Regions from separate parts of the Mus musculus genome. Here all the other regions are linked to region 2. Evidence: chromatin loops called from intact Hi-C (ENCODE). Cell type or tissue: heart. All regions are shown on one strand. Links, peaks and the distances in the headings refer to the core of each region. The heading gives the core; the rest is flanking DNA.

What was found. Peaks named below come from ENCODE experiments on the same cell type or tissue, not always from the same donor. Only the 100,000 strongest peaks of a DNase experiment are listed, where the experiment ranks them.
Region 1: it touches region 2 in a loop (8-fold over the local background); 4 of 42 quality-filtered maps call a loop at or near these places.
Region 3: it touches region 2 in a loop (2.5-fold over the local background); 8 of 42 quality-filtered maps call a loop at or near these places.

The regions. Positions count from the first base shown.
Region 1 is chr3:102,991,499-102,998,652 of GRCm38, forward strand. It overlaps Sike1 (suppressor of IKBKE 1), which reads left to right and starts at 4,242. Exons shown (of 5, transcript NM_025679.3): 1 at 4,242-4,469; 2 at 4,658-4,763; 3 at 5,745-5,887; 4 at 6,992-7,105. The coding sequence starts at 4,311. In heart, for the core only: no CTCF peak of the experiment used is centred there; DNase peaks (open chromatin) are centred at 4,223 and 5,753; H3K4me3 peaks cover 1,749 bases; H3K27ac peaks cover 1,677 bases.
Region 2 is chr3:103,054,371-103,061,524 of GRCm38, forward strand. Csde1 (cold shock domain containing E1, RNA binding) reads left to right here. Exons shown (of 19, transcript NM_001161854.2): 16 at 285-463; 17 at 979-1,142; 18 at 1,975-2,107; 19 at 2,516-3,816. The coding sequence ends at 2,563. It overlaps Nras (neuroblastoma ras oncogene), which reads left to right and starts at 3,915. Exons shown (of 7, transcript NM_010937.2): 1 at 3,915-4,070; 2 at 4,535-4,662; 3 at 5,831-6,009. The coding sequence starts at 4,552. In heart, for the core only: no CTCF peak of the experiment used is centred there; a DNase peak (open chromatin) is centred at 3,931; H3K4me3 peaks cover 1,750 bases; H3K27ac peaks cover 1,502 bases.
Region 3 is chr3:103,149,931-103,157,084 of GRCm38, forward strand. It overlaps Dennd2c (DENN/MADD domain containing 2C), which reads left to right. Exons shown (of 19, transcript NM_001384113.1): 9 at 2,363-2,472; 10 at 3,707-3,776; 11 at 4,558-4,635; 12 at 6,110-6,250; 13 at 6,872-7,020. Among named protein-coding and RNA genes, the nearest start is that of Bcas2, 18 kb to the right of the region's middle. In heart, for the core only: a CTCF peak has its summit at 4,032 (motif pointing left); no DNase peak of the experiment used is centred there.

The DNA of each region.
Region 1 (7,154 bases), core at 1,231-6,230, 63 kb before region 2:
TCTTGATATAGCCTAGACCAGCCTCTAACTCAAGTGTGACCCAGACTGGTCATAGGCACATGATCTTCCTACCTAGGTCTCCCAAGTACTTGATTCCCAAGTACAGACATGGCATATTCTACCACGTCTGGGTTCTTCTCTCTTTTAGATGTTAAGTCGTAGGCAGGGAGTATAGCTGAGTGATACAGCATGTGCCTAGAACCTATGAGGTTCTAAGCTCAGTTCCCAACACATAGGAATAGAAAGAATAAAAATTAGTTATTTGTTATTTAAAAAATTACCATTATTAAATTTTTTCTTCTTGGTTTTTCGAGACAGGGTTTCTCTGTATAGCCCTGGCTGTCCTGGAACTCACTTTGAACTCATTGGCCTCGGACTCCCGAGTGCTGGGATTAAAGGCGTGTGCCACCACGCCCGGCTCATTACTAAATTTTTAAAAATTGGAGAATTTTAAAATATAATCTATGCATCTTTGTGTTTTGTTTTATTTTGGTTTTGTTTGTTTTTCAAGACAGGGTTTCTCTATGTAGCCATGGTTGTCCTGGACTCACTTTGTAAACTAAACTGGCATTGAACTCACAGAGATCTGCCTGCCTGTGCCTCCTGAGTGCTGAGATCAAAGATGTCCACCTCCATACCTGGCTATTGGTGTTCATTTGATAAAACTCTGTGAAGACTAAAGTAATACCTGTAGCTGTTTGCCCATGCCTAAAACACAAACAGCCAATGAATATCCAGTATTGCTGTGATGATGGGGGTGGGGTGGGGGTGGTGGTGATGATGACGGTAAGATACTTTGGGGGATGGAAAGATGCCTCAACAGCCAGGTAGTGGTCGTAGTGTATGCCTTTATTCCTAACATTCTTAAGGTGGATTTCTGACTTTGAGGCTAGCATGGTCTACAGAGTGAGTTCCAGAACATTCAGAGCTACACACACACACAGAAACCCTGTCTTGTAAAACAAACAAACAAACAAATGAGCCTCAACAGTTATAGCCGCTAGCTGCTGTTGCAGAGGACTCAGATTCAGTTCTTAGCACCATAAAGCAGCTCACAGCTGTCAGTAACTCCAGTTGCAAGGGGGATCTGATGCCCTCTTCTGGCTTTGCTCTGGCCATACTGCATGCACAAGTGCACTTCCATGCATACAACTGAAACACTCAAACACATAACATGTAAAAATAAAAAATAAAAATGTAAAGGTACTTAGGTGCGTTGGGTGGATATGCTCAATTTAATTGTATTAATTTTTCCCATGTGGGGCAGGGGGTGGGGACATGCCACAAAGTGCATGTTGAGGTTAGAGGACAGCTTGCAGATCCAAGTTCTCTCCAATCACATTGGTCTCAGGATTGAATTTAGGTTGTCAGGCTCAGCAGCAAGAGCCTTTACCCTCCAAGTCTTCTCGACAGCCCTGTTTTTATTCTACTTAATAAAGATGATACATTAAGTCAAATCAACCAGAAAAATCCCTCTTTTACTTTTTAAAGGAAAAAAAAAAATGTCTGATGATACCCAAAATGCTGACATTGTGTGGGAGTCACTTGACATTCCTTAAACTTTACTAAGAATACTGACAATCCTGAAGCCTTGCGGAAACAATGGCAACCATCCAGAGAGGAATTCACCCACACAGTCCCTGATGGGCCCCATGGAAATAGCATAGCTGACGTCATAACCCTGCCAATGCGTTCCACATACACAGAGACTACTCACTGTTTTAAAGGCTTTTTATTTATTTAGAGAAAGTAAGAGGGAAAGAGGGAGGGGTATGGGAGGAAGAAGGAGAAGGGAGGGAGAGGGAGGGGGAGAGAGAGGAGAGAAATAGAGTGCTAGGTGCCTGTGTGGAGGTCAGAGGACAACTCCTGCGCATAATTCTTCCCTAACAACATGTGGGATCCAGGAGTCAAACTCAGGCAGTCAGCCTGTATGCAAGAGCCTCTATCTGCTAACCAATGGCACTCATCTTACTTTTTAGCATTTTTTATTAATAAGGGTTTGGGGACAGAGGACAATTTATGGGTAAATCCTAGCAATCACCTTTACCCACTGAGCCCTCTTGCTGACCCGCAAACAGTTTTATAAAGAAAAAAGTAAGCAAATAAACTTATCCAACTCAATTTTCCAATTTATTAAAAGCTAAATTTATTCTGTTCATAGAAATTGCTGTTTAGAGTGGGGTTTTGGTATGGTTTGGTTTTTTTGAGGCGGGGTTTCTCTGTGTAGCTTTCGTTGTCCTAGAACTCACTCTAAAGACCAGGCTGGCCTCAAATAAGAGATCTGATTGCCTCTGCTTCCTGAGTGTTGAGATCAAAGGTGTGCACAACCTCCCAGCTGTGGTTTATACTGTAGAATTAAAAGTCTAGTGTATCACTGCCTTTTGTCCCCACATATTTCCACAAGCCCTGCCCCTTCTATACTCCTATTTATGGTCATCCCAAGACAATAAAGACCAGTAAAAAATGATGTAGAGTTCTATGCACTAGAGAGCTGTAGTTCTTGGGTGTGTGGCACTGCATGAGGGAACTGGCATTTCAGTTGTGTGTCATTGTATCCCTAGGTATCACCCTAACAGCCACTGCCACACTACACAGTGTGTTCTTCAGTAGTTTTGCTTACAGTCCCAGAGTTCTACAATCTGCACAATCTAACCTTAAAGCATTTTCAGCATCCCAAAACACCATAGCTTCATTTTGAGACCCAAAGTACTAGTCTCTCTCTTTTCTCCTCTCTTCTCTTTCACTCTTTCATCTCTCTTCTCTCTTCTCTCTCTCTCTCTCTCTCTCTCTCTCTCTCTCTCTCTCTCTCTCTATCTCTCTGTGTTTCTCTGCACACTTGCACATGCACCAAGTCCTTGAGACAAGACCAAGGGCCCAACAGCTACAATCCAATATATAAATGTAAGGAATTAAGAGTTAAAGAATACCAGGGAGACAAGGGGGGGAAACTAAGTGAAATGTTAGAAACAAATAAACTAGCCTGTTCACAGTTGGGTATTCTCATGCACGGTGGCTGGGAGCATCAGGAGAGGCCCCTCCCTTCTCACCTGAGACTTATACTGCTGGCAACCGAAAACTTGTCCCCACTTCAGCCCTTCCTAATGTCCTAACCTATGCCCACATGCCTTAGGTAAGTTTATTTGGGCTACCAGTACAACCTTCAAGTGTCCCCCAATTTCTCCAGAACTGAGGGGATCTTTACCCCTTAATGTCCAGCTCACATAATCTGAGCCCTCATCCTGTGTGACTTCAAGGGGGTTGTGTACTCCTCAAGTATTTCTAAGAGTCCTGGGAAACGCTCCTCACAAAACGTTTGCAAATATATCCTGGTCTTTGTTGTAAACTTATTCGAGGCTATTATTCTGTTTTCCCAAAGTTGTTTTCCTTCCGAATGAAAATTATTTCATCTTCCCAGAGGCAACCTCTTAACACAGTTTTGTAAGTGTAAAATTTTTACAATAGGCATTTCCCCAAATCACAAAAGTACACCAAACATCACGTGTTTCTAAACTTTACATCTGAACTCAAGATAAAAGAGACTGTAGGACAGGGAAAATGATTCTTTAAAACACAGCATTACTACTATTCTACTGTCCTAGACTCTTTTGGACAAAAATATTTTAGGAAAGAATTCCCTGTCAGCCACCGTACTCGTTAAACACAGTCAGCCATAGTGCTGTAGAATAGCAGAATAGCTCCCAAATCAAAAGGCTTCCAACATTGCACTAAGGAAAGATTTTCCTTTGTGTATGTGCACACGCGTGTGCATCTAACTGATTGCATACACAAGTGCAGTTGTGGAAGTCAAAGGACAACCTCAGATGTCATTCCCAGACACTGCTCACCGTTTAAAGGAAGAAGGGAGGGAAGGAAAAAAGGAAAAGGGGGAGGTGAGGAGAAAGAAGAGAAGAAATGGAAGGAGGGAGGGAGGAAAGGAGAGGTTCCGGTGTATTTTACCACTTATTGGGGGTGAGTATCTGTTTCATCAGTTTGTTACAATCCCATTACTAAATAACAAACTACATCAATCAAAACCAGAAGAAAAGTTGAACTAAGACCGGAACAGAAATAACTTCGTGAAAAACCAGGATGTGGCACCAATCCGACCTCTGCTGCTCCACCCTAGAAAGGCTAAGGCTGTGGCGAAGCCTGAGGGTAACCAAGAGTCCACCTCTGCGCAGGCGCCGACCGAGATGCCACCACGCCTTTAAAGTGCACCCGGAAGTGACGCGATTCGCGCTGAGCCAGGGCCGGGTAAGGTCTGAGCGAAGCGCCTAGGCTAGCGGGCCCGGCGCGCCTCCTCGGCCACTATGAGCTGCACGATCGAGAAGATCTTGACGGACGCCAAGACGCTGCTGGAGCGGCTGCGCGAGCACGATGCGGCGGCCGAGTCGCTGGTGGACCAGTCGGCTGCGCTGCACCGGCGGGTGGCGGCGATGCGGGAGGCGGGCGCCGTGTTACCCGAGCAGGTCGGCCGGGGGCCGAGCCGCGCCCAGGGGTGGACGCTGCGGGCGGGTGGGTGGGGTCGCGCGGCCTGATTTATCTTGGTCTGGAGGGCAGGGCGGATGTGTGAGCTTCCTGTGTCGTGGGTGGGACTGCTGCCTCCTCCGCAGCACCTGCCCATGTTTACAGTGCCTTAGTCTGTCTTTCTGTCCAGTATCAAGAGGATGCATCCGACGTGAAGGACATGTCTAAATATAAACCTCACATTCTGCTGTCTCAAGAGAATACCCAGATTAGAGACTTACAGCAGGAAAACAGAGGTTAGTCAGGCGTGTGTGTGTGTGTGTGTGTGTGTGTGTCTAGGATTTTTTTTTTCTGGTAATACTACTTTGGACATTCTTACACAAGTGCCTGAACAGTTCACAAGCGTGCACATCGCATACATATATTTAGATCAGTGCTTCAAGGGTCAACTGGTAACAGTAAAATCTGTTAGATTGCTCTTTTAAAAGTCTTCCTGGTTGATGACCTTGAAAGATGTATTCAGTAGTTTAGCAGAGTTGAATTGTTAGATGGCTGGGGAGTGACCACATACCAAATGGAGGCTTCTATAACTAAAGTTCATAGTCTCCAAATGTAACATTTCGATATTAGAGTGAACACTAAAGTTAAGATCGACGTTTCTTTAATGTTCCTGTGCAAGATGGAAGGCTAGAACTTCGTCCCCCAAATACATAGTCTTAGGGTTGTTGATGACAGCAGGATGGTAGTTGTCTGATGGAGCCCTTTTACATCTGCCATTCCACTCTATGCCCCTGACCAAGTATTTACACAATGCAGCTAAGAAACAGGTTCACAGACACCAGTTGGAACCAGCCAGAAGGCCTGAACTGCCAAGCTGGAGGATCTGAGGCCATTCCAAGGGCCTACGTGGTTTAAGGAGAGAACTGACTCCTGGGGGTTCTTCTCTGACCCGACATGTGCCGTGGTTCACACAAATCAACAAAATGTAGTTTTTTTTTTTTAATTTTAATGAGCTCATTTTTGCTTCTGAGAAGTCAATTAGAAAACTGAATTCAAATCCGTGCCTCGTGATTACACGTCCCATTTTATTTGCACAAGACTCTACTGCCTAGAGAGTTGGTTTTCAGGTACACTGTTCACGTCTGTGGGCTTGAATACTGATTTCCAACTTTGGATTCCCAGTGTCCCGTGGAGTGTCTGAGAGCTCCAGCTGTTAGGAGGTTTGCCTTGAGACCAGTCTTAGACGTCATTGTCCAGATGTTTGCTTTTGTTGTTAGAACTGTGGGTTTCCTTGGAGGAGCACCAGGATGCGTTGGAACTGATCATGAGCAAGTACCGGAAACAGATGTTACAGTTAATGGTCGCTAAGAAAGCCGTGGATGCCGAACCAGTTCTGAAAGCTCACCAGTCTCACTCTGCAGTAAGAAACACTGATAAATAAATTGTAAATAAACTGAACTGAAATCGTGGGGTCGTTCCTTTGTTTGCAGAAAACAGTGTTCCTCTTTCTGCATATTTTCATAATCACTCTGAATTTGGCTGTGGCTTTGTGAAGACATGAATAAAGGAAGGGGATAAGGGCCTCTTCCATCCTTTAGTGGTCAAGTTACCTCCCTCACCAGGGATTTCTTTTCAGCTTGACACAGAAAGATTGAGAGTAGGCCATCCTGGGCTACATAGCAAGTGTGATACCAGCTAGTGTTGAAGGCATTCAGTGACTGCTTAGCTGATTGTTGTACATTCTATCGAGCCATAAGTTTTATAGTTCCAAGGGCATGAGTCGGATTTTATCCCTCGCTTCCACATAGCAAGCAGTCACTAACTTCATCAAATGACTCAGACTGTGTTATGGGGGGAGGGCTGGTCTTGTTCCTTTGTTTTATAGCAGTTCCTCCTCTTTGATCCTTCACTGTTTAACTTGGAGGAGCCAGCAATTACCTTGCAGTTTGTAGGGTGTTTCCTTGCCCTATTTTAGCTTTTACTGTAGTAATTAATTGGAAGCAACTATTTACTACAGTGAAAGATGCACCACGTTTCATCTTCTATCGTTAGGAGTTTTAGGCAATGGAATGTTTAAAATATTTGAATGTTTTAAATATCTAAATATTTGAGTTGTCTGTTATATTACTTTTGGTTGGTTGGGTGGGTGTTTTGTTTGTTTAGGGTTTTGTTTTGTTTTTTGCAGCTAGGTCTCATTTAGCCCAGGCTGGCCTCTTAACTCCTAACCCTCCTCCCTAGGCCTCCCAAGGGCTAGGATTACACGTGTATGCCACCACACCTGGTCCCTGGATATCAAACATTCTTTTGAAAATTGGAAATTATTTGAAATGCCACAGATTGATAGATTGATATTATTATAGCTCGAAATATAGTATGATTGCAATGTAACTTCTGTAGTGTGTACAAAGGGAGCCACTTCCCACTTACTCTTACTTCTCAAGGTTTTAATAGACATAAAATTCTCCTGTACATGCGTTCCATGGTCTTCATCACTAGGAACCTTTTCTTCATCTTATTTTCACAGGAGATTGAAAGTCAGATCGATAGAATCTGTGAAATGGGAGCAGTGATGCGGAGAGCTGTTCAGGTGGACGATAACCAATTCTGTAAGGTTCAGGAGAGACTAGCTCAGCTGGAGGTAAGGCTCTCACTGCCAGAAGGTCACCTCTTTTTCTTTTATTTATTTT
Region 2 (7,154 bases), core at 1,198-6,197:
AGGAGTCTGAATCATAACAACAAAAAAATCCTTTTATCTGTATCTGTTTGCCTGTGTTTTGCTAGATTGCCACCTGGGTTTTTTTTATTTTTGTTTGTTTAGTTTTGTTTTTGGCTGGTTGTTTCATAATGCATTTTAGAAGTTAGTGTTAGGATTTGTCCTTGTTTTGTTGCTTGTTTCCATGTTAATCTTTAAGGTAAAACTTTTAAGTTTAAAGAAAATAATAAGGTAACAAAATGTATTTCTAGTGTGTATATTTAGATTTTGTACTGTTTTGCTTACAGGGGATATGAAAGGTGAAGTGTATCCTTTTGGCATAGTTGGGATGGCCAACAAAGGGGATTGCCTACAGAAAGGGGAGAGTGTCAAGTTCCAGTTGTGTGTACTTGGCCAAAATGCACAAACTATGGCCTACAACATCACACCCCTTCGTAGGGCTACTGTGGAGTGTGTGAAAGATCAGGTAATTAAGTGCTATGTCTCTGGATGTGCAGTCTGTCCTGAACTTGGTCAGGGAAAGTCATCAGCCAATATTTACTTGCTTGCTTGCTTGCTTACTTGTTTATTTTTAAGACATGGTTTCTCTATGCTGTTTTGGCTGATCTGGAATTCACCCTCTTGAGTACTGGCATTTAAACTTTCATGGATGTCTCAGTTTTTTAGACTTTATTGCTTTGGGACAAGGGATAAAGTAACAACATTAGTGAGGAGAAAATAAGTGTGATTATTAATAATGTCACTTGGTGGGGATTGTCTTAGTCATGCTTAGAATAGAATGAATGGCAGTTGTTTCAGAGGTATGACTTTCCTGATGAATTCTATCATACACCAGCTGAATTTAGCTCATCATTAGTAATGCCATGTTTTCTAAGTCCTTTCTAATTAGGGTTAGCATTATCTTTCAAAGTGAATTGCTCTTCCTTTCTGTGGTATGTGTTCTCCATTGTAAATTTTGTTTTGTGTGTGCTCTTTTTCCAGTTTGGCTTTATTAACTATGAAGTAGGAGATAGCAAGAAGCTCTTTTTCCATGTGAAAGAAGTTCAGGATGGCGTTGAGCTACAGGCAGGAGATGAGGTGGAATTCTCAGTGATCCTTAATCAGCGCACTGGGAAGTGCAGTGCCTGTAATGTCTGGCGAGTCTGGTGAGTTTCTATGGTTTATTATGGTTGGAAATAACTGCTCTGAGTTCATCCCTCACTCATTCATGCATTCTGTGCTTTCTTTGCCACTCTCCTCTGGCTGGGTTTAGTAGGAACTATTTTACACTTCTATCTCTATCTAATTTTGTCTTTTTCTGCTAGTCATTGCTTTGTTTGAGATAGGTCTCAGTTTTATATCCGTGACTTACCTTACTTTCAGCTTGCTGCCATGTGCCACCATATCTATTTTTCTATCTCTGGTATTTATTGTCTGGCTTTGAGTCCTATAACCCTGACCTGAGAAACACTTAGGTACTATGATGCGTTAGCACTGTGTGTGCTGTAGCTTAAATACTAAACGGTTATATGATCCTTGTACTTAAGAGTTTAGCTTATTGGCTCGCTCTTTCTGTCTACTCACTTTTAGACTTTGTGCTGCTGAAATGTTTGAGATAGGTCTCAGTTTTATACCTTAGTCATTCTAACTTATGCTATTAGGTTTTTAATCTCAACATTGTTCCTTTAAGAGATAGGAATCTAGACCTATTTCTTCATATTTGGCTTTTTTTCAAGATTTTTTTTTTTTAACATCTTTTACCTTGTTTTGTGTATCTGGAATTAGTCTCTCTGTTGACAAGTCTAGGATTCTTTATAGCTCCAATGCTGTTGAAACTCTGAGCTGGGAAGTATATATAAACTTGTCTGTCTTGTCTTGCTAGCTAAGATGAGGCAAGAAGAGTCTCCCTCATTAAAAGTGAGTCATTTGGGTAGGGAACATACAACTGCTTGCCTTCTTCCCAGCAATTGTTGGTTCTTCTCACTTTCACTCTTACAGTGAAGGCCCCAAAGCTGTTGCAGCTCCTCGACCTGACCGGTTGGTCAATCGCCTAAAGAACATCACCCTGGATGATGCCAGTGCTCCACGTCTAATGGTTCTTCGTCAGCCAAGGGGACCAGATAACTCAATGGTATGATTTCATTAGGGATGTGAGGGAGGTCAACTAATAATCTTACTTGAGCTTAAAGAAGTTAGTGAAGCAAGCAAGGGTTGCTTATCACTAATTTGGACTCCCTAACACATTAATTCAGACCCTAATAGAGTAGATGCTTTCTATAAGAAGCACTTCTTTCCGTTTTGAGATAGGGTCTCATATGTAGATTAGAGTGGCCTTGAACTCCCCACTCTCTGCTTTGCCCATGGTAGGATAACTGATTACACCAAGAAGTGCATTTCTTGGTATATTCTATTTAATAAGTTTCTTACTCTTAGGAGAGAATTGGTAGTGGATATGATAAATACTTTCATAGTTGATTTTAGAATTGTATGTTGTGATTGTCAATACACTCAAATCATTAACTGTTATATTTCTTCATAGGGATTTGGTGCAGAAAGAAAGATCCGTCAAGCTGGTGTCATTGACTAACCACGTCCACAAAGCACATCATTAATTCACTATGGTCGAGTTGGGGGGATTCTGGTGAAGGGTTCTGAATATCTTTCTCTTCATCCCTCCCAAAATCTGGAATACTTATTCTATTGAGCTATTACACCAGTTTTAACACCTTCCTCGTGTTATGTTTAAAGAAAAAAATAAATAAATTTAAGAAACCATTTTAAAATTATGCACAGTTGCAGCCTGGAAAACTTAAAGGTGGCGCCTTATAGTGTCAATTTAGGAGCTTTATTTGGTGCATTTAACGCAACTGGTAATTGCAAATTCCACTTGGCCTGTGTAAGTGAACAATGCAGACTGTTACTTTGTTGGCCCTATGAAATTCTGCACTCTAGTCAGTATATACTCTACCTTCATGACTTAACACTCAGCTGCATTCTTTTCCTATTTTTTCCCTGTTCATTATGCTTTAATTCTGAGGACCATATGAAGGTAGAATATATTACCTTTAAAAATTGCAAAAATTTATATAGCAAACGATATTCTTAAGTTGATGGCCAAATGTTAAAATGTTATTTTCATATCATTTATAATCTTGTCACAATCCACTTAACGAAGTTTGATTACATTTCAGTGAAAATTATCTTCCCGAGTAGTTTTTTTTTTTTTTTCTTCCTGGGATGGGGGGGGTAAATAACTTTACTACAATTAGTATGTGTGGTGCAGAATTTCATGCAAATGAAGTGTGCCAGCAGTGTGATAATTTAAACATATTTAAACAAAAGACGAATGCACAAAATTGCTGCTGCTTAGATCACTGCAGCTTCTAGGACCCAGTTTCTTTTACTGATTTAAAAACAAAATGAACAAAAAAATAATAATAATAAAAAAGTTGTGCCTGAAATGAATCCTGTTTTTTTTAATAAATAGCCCCGTGGTTCCAGTGCCCTGTTCAATACAGGCACTTGATCCTTGGTGTAGCTTCTGTTCAACTTTGTATCACGGGAACGGATTGGCCTGATTTCTCGGCCTTCATCTTGAATTGGCCCCAAACAGGGTCCCTGGCAAGTGGAGTGAAGGCTTTTTGTCTAACAATGACAAGGGTCAGCTCAGGGGTTGTCGGGGAGGGCGCTTTCATCTTCCCCGTTGTCATTTGAGGTTTTGAACTCTGGGTAAAGAGGCCGTTTATCTTTGTAAACACAAAACATTTTTGCTTTCTCCGGTTTTATGTTAATGGCGAAAGAATGGAAGCGAATAAAGTTTTACTGATTTTTGAGACACTAGCACCTAGCGCTTTCATTATTGAAATGGGGGCGGGGCGGGGCTGGACTGGGTGCGGCCGGCTGCAAGACTCTAGTCGTCGGCCCACGTGGCTGGGGCGGGGACTGGGGCGCCTTGGGCGCCTAGTGATTACGTAGCGGGTGGGGCCGGAAGTGCCGCTCCCTGGCGGGGGCTGTTCATGGCGGTTTCGGGGTCTCCAACAGCTTCTCAGGTTGAAGTCCAAAAGCCTCCCGAGGCGGGGTCTGCGGAGTTTGAGGTAAAGCTCCGGCCTGCCTGGCGTCGGACTTCTCAGCGTGTGAACGCCTGGCGGGGCGGGGAGACGCGGAGACTTGGCGAGCTGAAACAAAGGCTTGGGTGGGGGACTCTGGCTGGCTCTGGGGTGATTTTCGGAGCCGGAAAGGGGAGTTTCGGGAAGTGGTTGTGCCAGGCGGACCCCAGAGCTTGGGTTTGCAGGAATTGGAAGAGGGGGGTTCTTTTCCCGTAAACTGAGGGCGGGGCCGAGTAGATTGAAAAAATAGTCGCTGGTCTTTAATCCAATAATCTGGCCCGCACTCATCTGCAAGGAATGCTATGTTTCTGAATCACTTTGAGAACTTAGTGGAAGGCCACGTGTATCGAATGGGTGCCTTAGAAACAGAAGAGTTTGGTAAACTCATAGAAGCCCTTGAAGTATTGTAGGTTTGGTTTGCCAGTTTAATCGTAATTGCTGCTTTTCTACAGGTTTTTGCTGGTGTGAAATGACTGAGTACAAACTGGTGGTGGTTGGAGCAGGTGGTGTTGGGAAAAGCGCCTTGACGATCCAGCTAATCCAGAACCACTTTGTGGATGAATATGATCCCACCATAGAGGTGAGGCCCAGCCCCTGCCTGGCCCTTATCCTCACTTTGGGCTTTCTCTTGCCCATAACGGCTCTTTGAAAGTAAAGAGAAGAGAAAGCAAGGAGGTATTCCAAAAAAGCAGTAAACAAGTTCGTGCTTACTGAGGATTTCCTTTTAAAAGAACACAGTTTTCATTGTTTCTTTATGTCACAGCTCTTTAATAGAAACGTAGGTCACAAGGAAAAAGATTGTAGGCGATCATACAGTGAGGATAGAGAACTCAGAGCTCTGGATAGTCTGAAGTTGTCATTTTTGATCTAGTCCAGATTGAGTTGGGGTAGAAACAAGTTGAGATTTTGAGTCATTGTATCTAGGAATTTCTTCACAATTTAGTTACGGATATTGAGGAAAATCACCTAAATCCTTACAAGTCTCATATTTCTATATGACGTTAAATTTCTATCACTTCCCTGGGATTAATGGTGCAGGTATGTATAAGTCCAATTTGTAAGCATTCAAGAGGCTGAGGGAGGAGGTTTCAATTTCTAGGCTTGCCTGAACTACTTACTGAGGCCCTGTTTACAAAAACCAAATATTTTTTTCATGTGTAAACCTGTTCTAACACACAGGAATGTTAGTTAAATTCAGATGTCTACACAGGTTACATTTTAATATATTCATGAAACAAAATATAAGCACATTTCCAAAACCACAGATAAGGTCTTCTAAGTTTGGACTATTATATAATAAAAATAAGAATTTGGCCATAAATCCATACTAGATGTTTCTGGTTTTGTTATTTTTTATTAGTGGTTTTGTTTTCTTTGGTTTTTTGTTTTTGTTGTTGTTGTTGTTATTGTTTGTTTGTTTTTTGTTTTTGTCTTAACCTCATAACTCAGGCTGGTTTTGTTTTTGTTTTGTTTTTTTTTGAAACAGGGTCTCACTGCACTACCCTGGCTGGCCTGAGACTTGAACTCACAGATATAAATTCACCTGCCCTTATGTCATGTGTGCATGCATGCGTGTGATTATGTATGTGTATGTTTGTTTGCTATTCATGCTACTGTTAGCGGGTTGAGGGTAAATCACATAGGTAGGCGTATTCATCCTGGTTAATTACATTTCTCTGGTTTTAAATAAAGATTGAGCCTGTCCTTGTCCCCCCCACCACCACCTCCTCACTCTTTCATATTCCCAGGATTCTTACCGAAAGCAAGTGGTGATTGATGGTGAGACCTGCCTGCTGGACATACTGGACACAGCTGGACAAGAGGAGTACAGTGCCATGAGAGACCAGTACATGAGGACAGGCGAAGGGTTCCTCTGTGTATTTGCCATCAATAATAGCAAATCATTTGCAGATATTAACCTCTACAGGTACTGGGGATATTTTCTGAAACAAAAAATTTGTATGTGCTCTGAAACTATACTAAAGTATATGGACTTAGGAAACATACAACTTTTTAACATTTTGGTGATATTGTTTTGTTTTGTTTTGTTTTGTGGAGGCCAGAACAAGTGCAACAGCAGATATGTGCCATGGGAGGCAGAAGACAGCTAATAAAAGCTCCCTCCTTAGGGCCTGGGCATCTTGGCTTAGTTAGCAGGCGCCTTTGCCCATGGACCATCTTTAAACCCCAAATATTAAAAAGAATCTGCTAGGCAGTGATGGTGCACACCTTTAATCCCAGCACTCAGGAGGCAAAGGCAGGCGGATTTCTAAGTTCGAGGCCAGCCTGGTTTACAGAGTGAGTTCCAGGACAGACAGGGCTACACAGAGAAACCCTGTCTCAAAAAACAAAAGAAAGAAAAAGAGAAGAATCTGATTTTCACTGAGTGTGTGGTGTACTGTCACGGTACTACTCGGGAAATGGGGTCTGCTACAGAGTAACAGTAAGACTTCTCAGAGAACTGGTGAGTTTCAGAGCTATTTGGGCCCTAAGGATTTTAGTACAACATTCTTACTCATTTTACATTTTTGAGACAGGATGTTGCTATGTATCCCAGACTTACCTTGAATTTAGCACTTGGCCTCAGCCTTCCAAGTGCTAACTTTATAGGTATATGCCAACACTCCCAGCCAATATTCTGAGTTCAGAGGTGTTAGATTTTCAGAGTTGTTGTGATTTTTCTGTTTGTTTGTTTAAGTTTGGTCTGGTTTTAAAGACAGGGTTTCTTTGTGTGGCCTGGAACTCTTTGATCAGGCTAGCCTTGAACTCACAGAGCTCCACCTGCCTCTGCCTCTGCCTCCCCAGTTCTGGGATTAAAGGCATGCACCACCACTGCCCATCCATATAGCAGAGGTAGACCCCCAAAACACTGGGTCTCTCTCTCTTACAGCAGCATTCTATCTTTAGTCACTGTCAAAGTTAAAACATGGCTCTGTTATTAATTAGCTAAGTAACTTTAGGACAAAATACTAAATCTGTGTGTCTCTGTGTTTCTGAATTTATTATAAGAATACCTCCATCAGCCGGGCGTAGTGGCGCACGAGGTGTTGGCAGACTTACAAAGTATACACA
Region 3 (7,154 bases), core at 1,302-6,301, 96 kb after region 2:
GTTTCTAGGGATAAGCCTTGCCTCACCAGGCTTGGCAGTAAACATCCGCACCTGCTGAGCCAGCTCACTGGTCCCTGAAGTTATGTTTTATTTGATATTTAATTTTTGTCACTCATTGCACAGAGGACCGTCTCTGTGAACTGTGCGTTCAGCAGAGGGACCCTTAAGAGCACTCGCTCACCTGCTCCACTCTCCGTTTGTTACTTGCACCAAAGCACTTCTTAGGGTTGTTTGTTTGTTTGTTTGTTTGTTTTGAGACAAAGCTCTGTTGTATAGCCCAGTCTGTCCTAGAACTTAGTATGTAGCTTAGACTGACTTTGTGCCTCAACTTCCCATATACTGGGATTTTTAGACATGAGCCTCAATGGTCAATGATACCTCTTATTTGGATGACTGCTTGGTCACTGTAGGGCTGGACTCTCTAACCCTGAATTGCGTGTTTCACCAGAGATGACGAAGTACAACTGTACTGGGGATCTAAAAGACATTTCCTGCAAATGGCCTTAACACGGCCAGGTATGGTGACACGCCTGTAATCCTGGCACTTAGGAGGCAGAGGCAGGAACATCAAAAGTTTGAGGCCAGCCTGGGCTACATGGAAAGACTGTGTTTCTAAGAAGAACCAGGAGAGAAGGGGACCTTAGCAACATCCCCATAGTGAATAACTCTACAAGTCAGAGTGCTCATAAAGTTCTTCAGTTTACACAGGAGTGCATGTCTCAGCAATTCGCAGTCAGATAACACTATTGTAATCTAAAGAAATATCCTTTGAGTAATCACATTTCCTGCCTGGAGAGAACTTTTTTCCCTTTTAAACATTTTTACACTGTAATCTAGGTTAGACTTCAACTCCCTGTGTAACTCAGGTCAGCCCTGACCTCATGACCCTCTGCTTCAGCCTCCCCAGTGTTAGGATTACAGGTATGTGCCACCATGTGCCACCATGTCCAGCTTAGGAAGACCTTCACATTCCCCTTCCCAAGCTTTAATTAATTTTATAGCAAAGCTGAGCCTGAATTAATAGATGTTGTACCAGAGGAGCGTATACTTACGTGGTCAGATGTGTCAAGAGTGCCTTCAGTGGGACTGGAAGTGTGGCACAATGGTTAAAAGCAACTGCTGTGTTTGCAGAGGACCAGGGTTCAGTTCCCAGCACCCATGTCAGGTGGCTCACAACCACTGGTCCTCCACCACCCAAGAATCCAATGCTCTTCTCTGGCCTCCGCAGACAACTGCACTCATATGCACAGCCACACAGGCATACACAGAATTAAAAATAAAACAAATGCCCCCAGGTAGATTGCTTGCTGTTTTTGTGCCCCGGGTGCTGTCAGTTGGAGGGATGGAGAGAGCCCCGTGGAGCCCTGTCTGGATTGTTTGTGGAACACCTGTGATGACTGTGAACATACCGTGTCACCACTAACAAAATGTGTTAGGTGCTTTTTTCACGTGTGGTGCTGGGCTTGAGCCCACTCGCTTGCTAGGCAGGGGCTCTGGGAGCTGAGCTTTCAGAGCAGAACTCCATGGCAGAGAATATGTGCATTTTTTTAAAAAGAATTCAAAACTTTGATTTATTCTCTTAAAAGCTGTATCCCAATGAGATTTCTGTGCTGCTTTTTATAGATAGTTCTACTCATTTCTTTTCATGTCCTTTCATTTAACTGAATTTAGACTGCCTTTTGAAGTACAGTATCACTTTTTTGTTGTTTTGAAACAGGGTCTTGTGCATCCCAGGCTCACGTTGAGCTTTCTCTGTAGCCAAGGTTAGCCCTGAATTCCTAATTCTCCTGCTTCCACCTCCGAAAACCTGGGCTATAGGTGGACAGCACCAGATCAGACTCATACCACACTTTTGTAAGAGTCTTCTGTGCTGAAAATTTACAGGAAGTCACAACCCTATAATTAGGTAGCAAAGCTAAGGGAATGATTATATACAGGGCAACATTTAAAAATAGTACCTCTAAATAACATTTATCTGCCTTTTCTAAACATCTCTGATTATTAATCAGATAATGATTTCAGCTGGCTAGGTTTTTGCTGTATAATAGAAGGGATTTTTATTTATCTTAAATTCCATGATTCATAAAACACCGGCCTCCCACCAGGCTGAGAACTGAGTCCAGCTGCTCTTCTGGATGAGAAACTTCAGCACTCTCTGCCTTACCCTGGGTTATGGGGTCTTCGCTGGCTCAGTCTGCTCGTGGGGTTCTTTATTCTTAGGGTGCTGTCAGTCCTCTGTATTGTAAAGCAGCGCAAGTGTCCCTGAGAGAAACTCTCTCGGGCTGCGCCAGGACCAGGCTGAGGCTTGTTAGCTTCTGCTCTCCGTTTTCATAGGTTGATGTTCTGTGCTGCTCTCTCTCAGGGTGACCATGGCTACAAGCAGTCCAAAGACACTGAGGAAAGGCTCAAAGTCATCCCCAGGTTTTGTTTTCCTGATTCAGAGGACAGCGCACCAACCTTAGAACTCAAGAGGTAAGTCAGCTCCTGATGGCCGTTTGCTGGAACTGTGTACAGAGTCCATCTCTGACAAACGGGTAGAGTCAGGAGCAGGGAGCCACATGAGTGACCACTGCAGAGCAAGCTTCATTGGGGCTGGGGAGGAATTAGAGCTCAGGAAAGAAAAGCATTGATTTCAGTGTAAGGAGAAGCAAATTTGCGAATACCCTTAGTTTACCAATCCTTCAAAATGGGTCCACATCACCTTCAGTTAGATAATGGCCCAAAATAACTGGGTTAAACCTAGAAACAGTGAAGCAGAACAATTGTAGTTGTCGTATTTCTCCTTTAAGTTGTCAGAAAAAGCCACAGCCCAGATTCTGTGTTCCTGTGTAGGGTGTTTCTTTGTGGGTCTTGTACAGAGGGAGACCTCAGCCTAATAGATGTGGGTAACTGAAGCATTAAAGGATTTTGTGGGACGGGGGAATGGCCCAGTAGTTAAGAACAAGTACTTCTGCAGAGGACCTGCGTGTGGGTCCCAGGACCTTTGGTCCAGTGCCTCAGAGCTGTCTGTACTACCAGGTTCAGGAGGATTCCATGCCTCTGCTCTGTACTCACATGTACACAGAGGGTTGACATGCATGCTCCTGTGTGGAGGACAAAGGACAACATTGTGTCAGTTTTTGCCTCTGTCTTGTTTGAGACAGGGTTTCTTGTCTCCACTGTTTATGTCAAGCTAGCTGGCCTTAATCCCCCTTTTGGCGATTCTCTTGTCTGCCTCCCATCTCACTGTAGGGAGCTAAGATTACAGATGTTGTTGCATGCAGCTTGGTATAGACCTGCAGGTCTGTATCCAGGTCTTACTAGTGTGCCAAGCACTTTATCCAATGAGCCATCTTCCCAGCCCAGGATATGGTCTTTTCTATCACTGTTCCATATGGCCTCAGAACCAAACCGAAGAATTTGCAAGGGAGAAAATGACATTATCAAGACCCTTTACAGCTTGCTTACCTGTATGTTTGGCTAAATTACATGTTCAACAAAAGGGAAACAGGATTGATTAGTAGCTAATGAGCGTAAATAAGAAAAGGGGGAGAGCAATACCAACAGCTTGTGCCATACTCACTCACTTACCAGGACAAGGCCGGGCCCTCTGCAGGTGAATATGACTTGAGATCAATGGCTATTTCTGTTGCCTCCTAGATCACAAATGTCTCCTTTTACTTGTTCAGTGAATGCCTTAAGCAGCTGTGTTTCATTTTGTTTTCAGTGAAACCTTCTCCTTCGTGCTGACTGGAGAAGATGGAAGCCGGTGGTTTGGCTACTGTAAGAAGCTTTTGGTGAGTTCCAGATTGGTGCCACAAAGTTGGTTAAGGAACAAGAAAGACCAGCTAGCAACTTGAGAAGAACTGTCCCTACATGACTTTAAGGGTTCCTTAATTATTTGCACAACCAAGAAGCTCCATTAGGGCTAGACATGGCTTGGTGGTTGGTCTTCCAGAGGGCCCAGCTTCCACTCCCAGCAGCCATGGGAAGGGTGGCTCAGTTATGAATATAGAACTCCAGTCCCAGGGGATCTGGTGCCCTCTTCTGGCATGTCACAGGCACTGCACACACAGGAACATACATGCAGACAAAACACCTGTACACATCAAACAAAAGTAAAGTTTTTAAAAAAGAAATTATGGTAGCTTTACATAGTAAGAGCAAGGTGAAGGTCAGCCATAGAATGATCCAGAATAGAAAGGCTGAGGGTTTCACTGGCTTGTTCCTTTGCAGTAGAGAAAGTAACCTAGAGATTGAATGTTTGAAGAATACTGTCCAGAGAGGTGGCGGGAGAAGCCAGGTTCCTCGTCCTCTATCTTAGGTCTTGTCTTTTGCTTGGTCACTAAGCCTGGGGGAGTCATGCTTTCCTCCTGAGTACTCCCCACCCTTTACTGTCACTCAGGACGACAGGTTCAGCTCCTGCACTGACAATAGGAAAAGAAGCCTATGCACACTCATAGTCTGTCGACTTCAGTGTCTGGGGCAAGTGTCAGCCACCAGAGGAGGGGTCTATTAAATAAATATTAACAGTTAAAATTAGTGAACCCTTGCTCTGCTTGTTTTGTGTGTTTGCAGCCAGAAGGCAGGGGAAAGCGGCTCCCTGAGGTGTACTGCATGGTTAGTCGCTTGGGCTGCTTCAATCTTTTCTCAAAGGTGAGTGAAGCGAGTATCTGTGGGAGAGTGATGGCCCTCTAGGTCTGAGGCCGTTTTATTGCTGCCGGCTTCACTGGAGAGTACTGAGTGGCACAGACTTTAATGTACTACTTGAAAAGTACCCTCTGATGGGTGAAGAGCCACAGGCTCAGACTCTCACGATGGCTCAGCAGGTAAAGGAACTCTGCATCAAGGCTGATGGCCTGAGCTTGACTCCTGGAACCCACATGCTGGAGGGAAAGAAGCAACCTGTCCTCTCCCTACATGTGTGCTGTGACATGTGTGTCCCTCTCCTAACACAGTTAACAGTGCAAGAATAATAACCCATAGGCTTGAAGGCTTAAACTGACCAGATTCCTCCATAATGGTTTTAGTTTGCAAAAATGCCTGGGTCTGGTGCTCTCTCCCCCTCTCCCTCTCCCCCTCCCCCTCCCTCTCCCTCTCTCTCTCCCTCTCTCTCCCTCTCTTTCTCTCTCTTCCTCTCTCTCTCTCTCCCTCTCTCCCTCTCTCTTTCATTCTTTCTTTCTTCCTCCACCTTTCAAGACAGGGTTTCACTGTGTAAAAGGGTTTCCCAGCTATCCCAGACCTTGCTTTGTAGACCAGGCTGGCTTCACACTCACAGAGTTCCTTCTGCTTCTGTGAGGGCTGGCATTAAAGGTGTGCACTCGGTCACCAGCTTGGGTTTTTTCTTCTAAAGATTTATGTTTATTTTGTGCGCCTGGTGTTTTGATTGCACGCATGTCTGTATACAACATGTATACATGGTGCCCATGGGGCCAGAAGGTATCAGATCCCCTGAGAGTGGAGTTTAGCTGGTTGTGAGCTACCATGTGAGTGTTGGGAACTGACCCAGGTTCACAGGAGTAACAAGTGCTCTTAACCACGGAGCCAACTCTCCAGTCCCCCAAACTCATAGTTCTAAAAATCATATCCTGAAGTATATCTTACCTTGCTTTTCTCTAGACCCAGTTTACAGGATATCATTGTCACTGTTATTCTTTGCCTGTTAGTGAAATAAAAATGGTCTCTAGAAGCTGCTGAGATGGCTACCCGGTAAAGGCACTTGCTACCAAGCCCAAAAACCTGAGTCCAATCCCAGGACCTACACAGTGAAAAGGGAACAGCTAACTCCTACAAGTTATCTTCTGGCTTCCACACTTAAGCTATGGCATGCCATACCTACACACACACACACACACACACTCGCACACACACATATACACCCACAATCAATAAGTGTAATAAAATTATTTTTTTTAAAAGAAAAAATAGTTTCTAAATAAGTTGACTTACATAATTTTGGGGTGTCCTCAGGATATGTATCCTTGAGCTTTCAGAGTCGCAGAGCCTGTCTGTCTGTCTGTTTTGACTCTACTGCTGTAATTTATCTATAGGAGGATTTCTTTGTTTCTGGTCTGAGGCCTTAATAAACTGTGGGGTGTGTTTGTTGGTCTGTGTGCATGCACATATGCAGATCCTGGATGAAGTAGAGAAGAGGAGAGAGATGTCTCCAGCCCTTGTGTACCCATTCATGCGAAGTGTCATGGAAGCCCCTTTCCCAGCTCCTGGCCGCACCATCACAGTTAAGAGCTACCTCCCTGGGGCTGGAGATGAGGTAAGTAAATTCATCCCCTGAAGTAGCCACTTCAAAGCCAGCCTTGCAGCGACTGGTACAGTTGCCAGGAGCTTGTTCATGGAGGAATTGTTTTTACCTTGCAAGGGAATGGGTGTTACTTCCTAGAAACACTGAGTGAATATGTGAGGTAGTTAGTTGATCCTCGGCCCCAGGTTTCCTACCTTACATAGATTGGGTCCCTCTCTAGTGGCAGTCTCAACATGATAAATCTCACACACACACACACACACACACACACACACACACACACACACACACGTATATATATATGTATTTATCAAATGAAATTATTTTTACCAGAACTTAACAGCAGCTTCATAAACCCTTTGTGCCACACCTCCCCCTGATCACCACACGGTATCACTTGTTGCCCTAGCTGTCCTAGAACTCTCTGTAGTCCAGGCTGGACTCGATCTCAGAGATCCACCTGCCTGTGCCTCTTGAGTACTAGGATTTAATGAATTAGAAGTGCGCCACCCTACCCTACCTGGCCCAAAGTAACAGACGTTTTCAGACTAGAGAAAGAGCAAGATGGTCGGTTAATGCTGCCGTTTGAGGGTAAGGTCCAGCATCAGCTCTTGGATTTCCCTTGTCTTTCAGTCAATTGAACTCTGCCGACCACTCGATTCACGCCTGGAACATGTGGACTTTGAATGCCTTTTCAAATGCTTGAGTGTGCGTCATCTCATCCGGGTCTGTGCCTCTCTCCTTCTCGAGCGGAGGGTAATCTTTGTTGCTAACAGCTTAAGGTAAGAAATAAGTGGAATGTTTTTCATGCTGGTGTTTGGCTTGCTTTTATTTTATTTTTTATACAATGCAAATATATTTAAAATATCTAGACCTAGGGCTAGAGACCTGACTCACTAATTGCAGTACTTGTTCT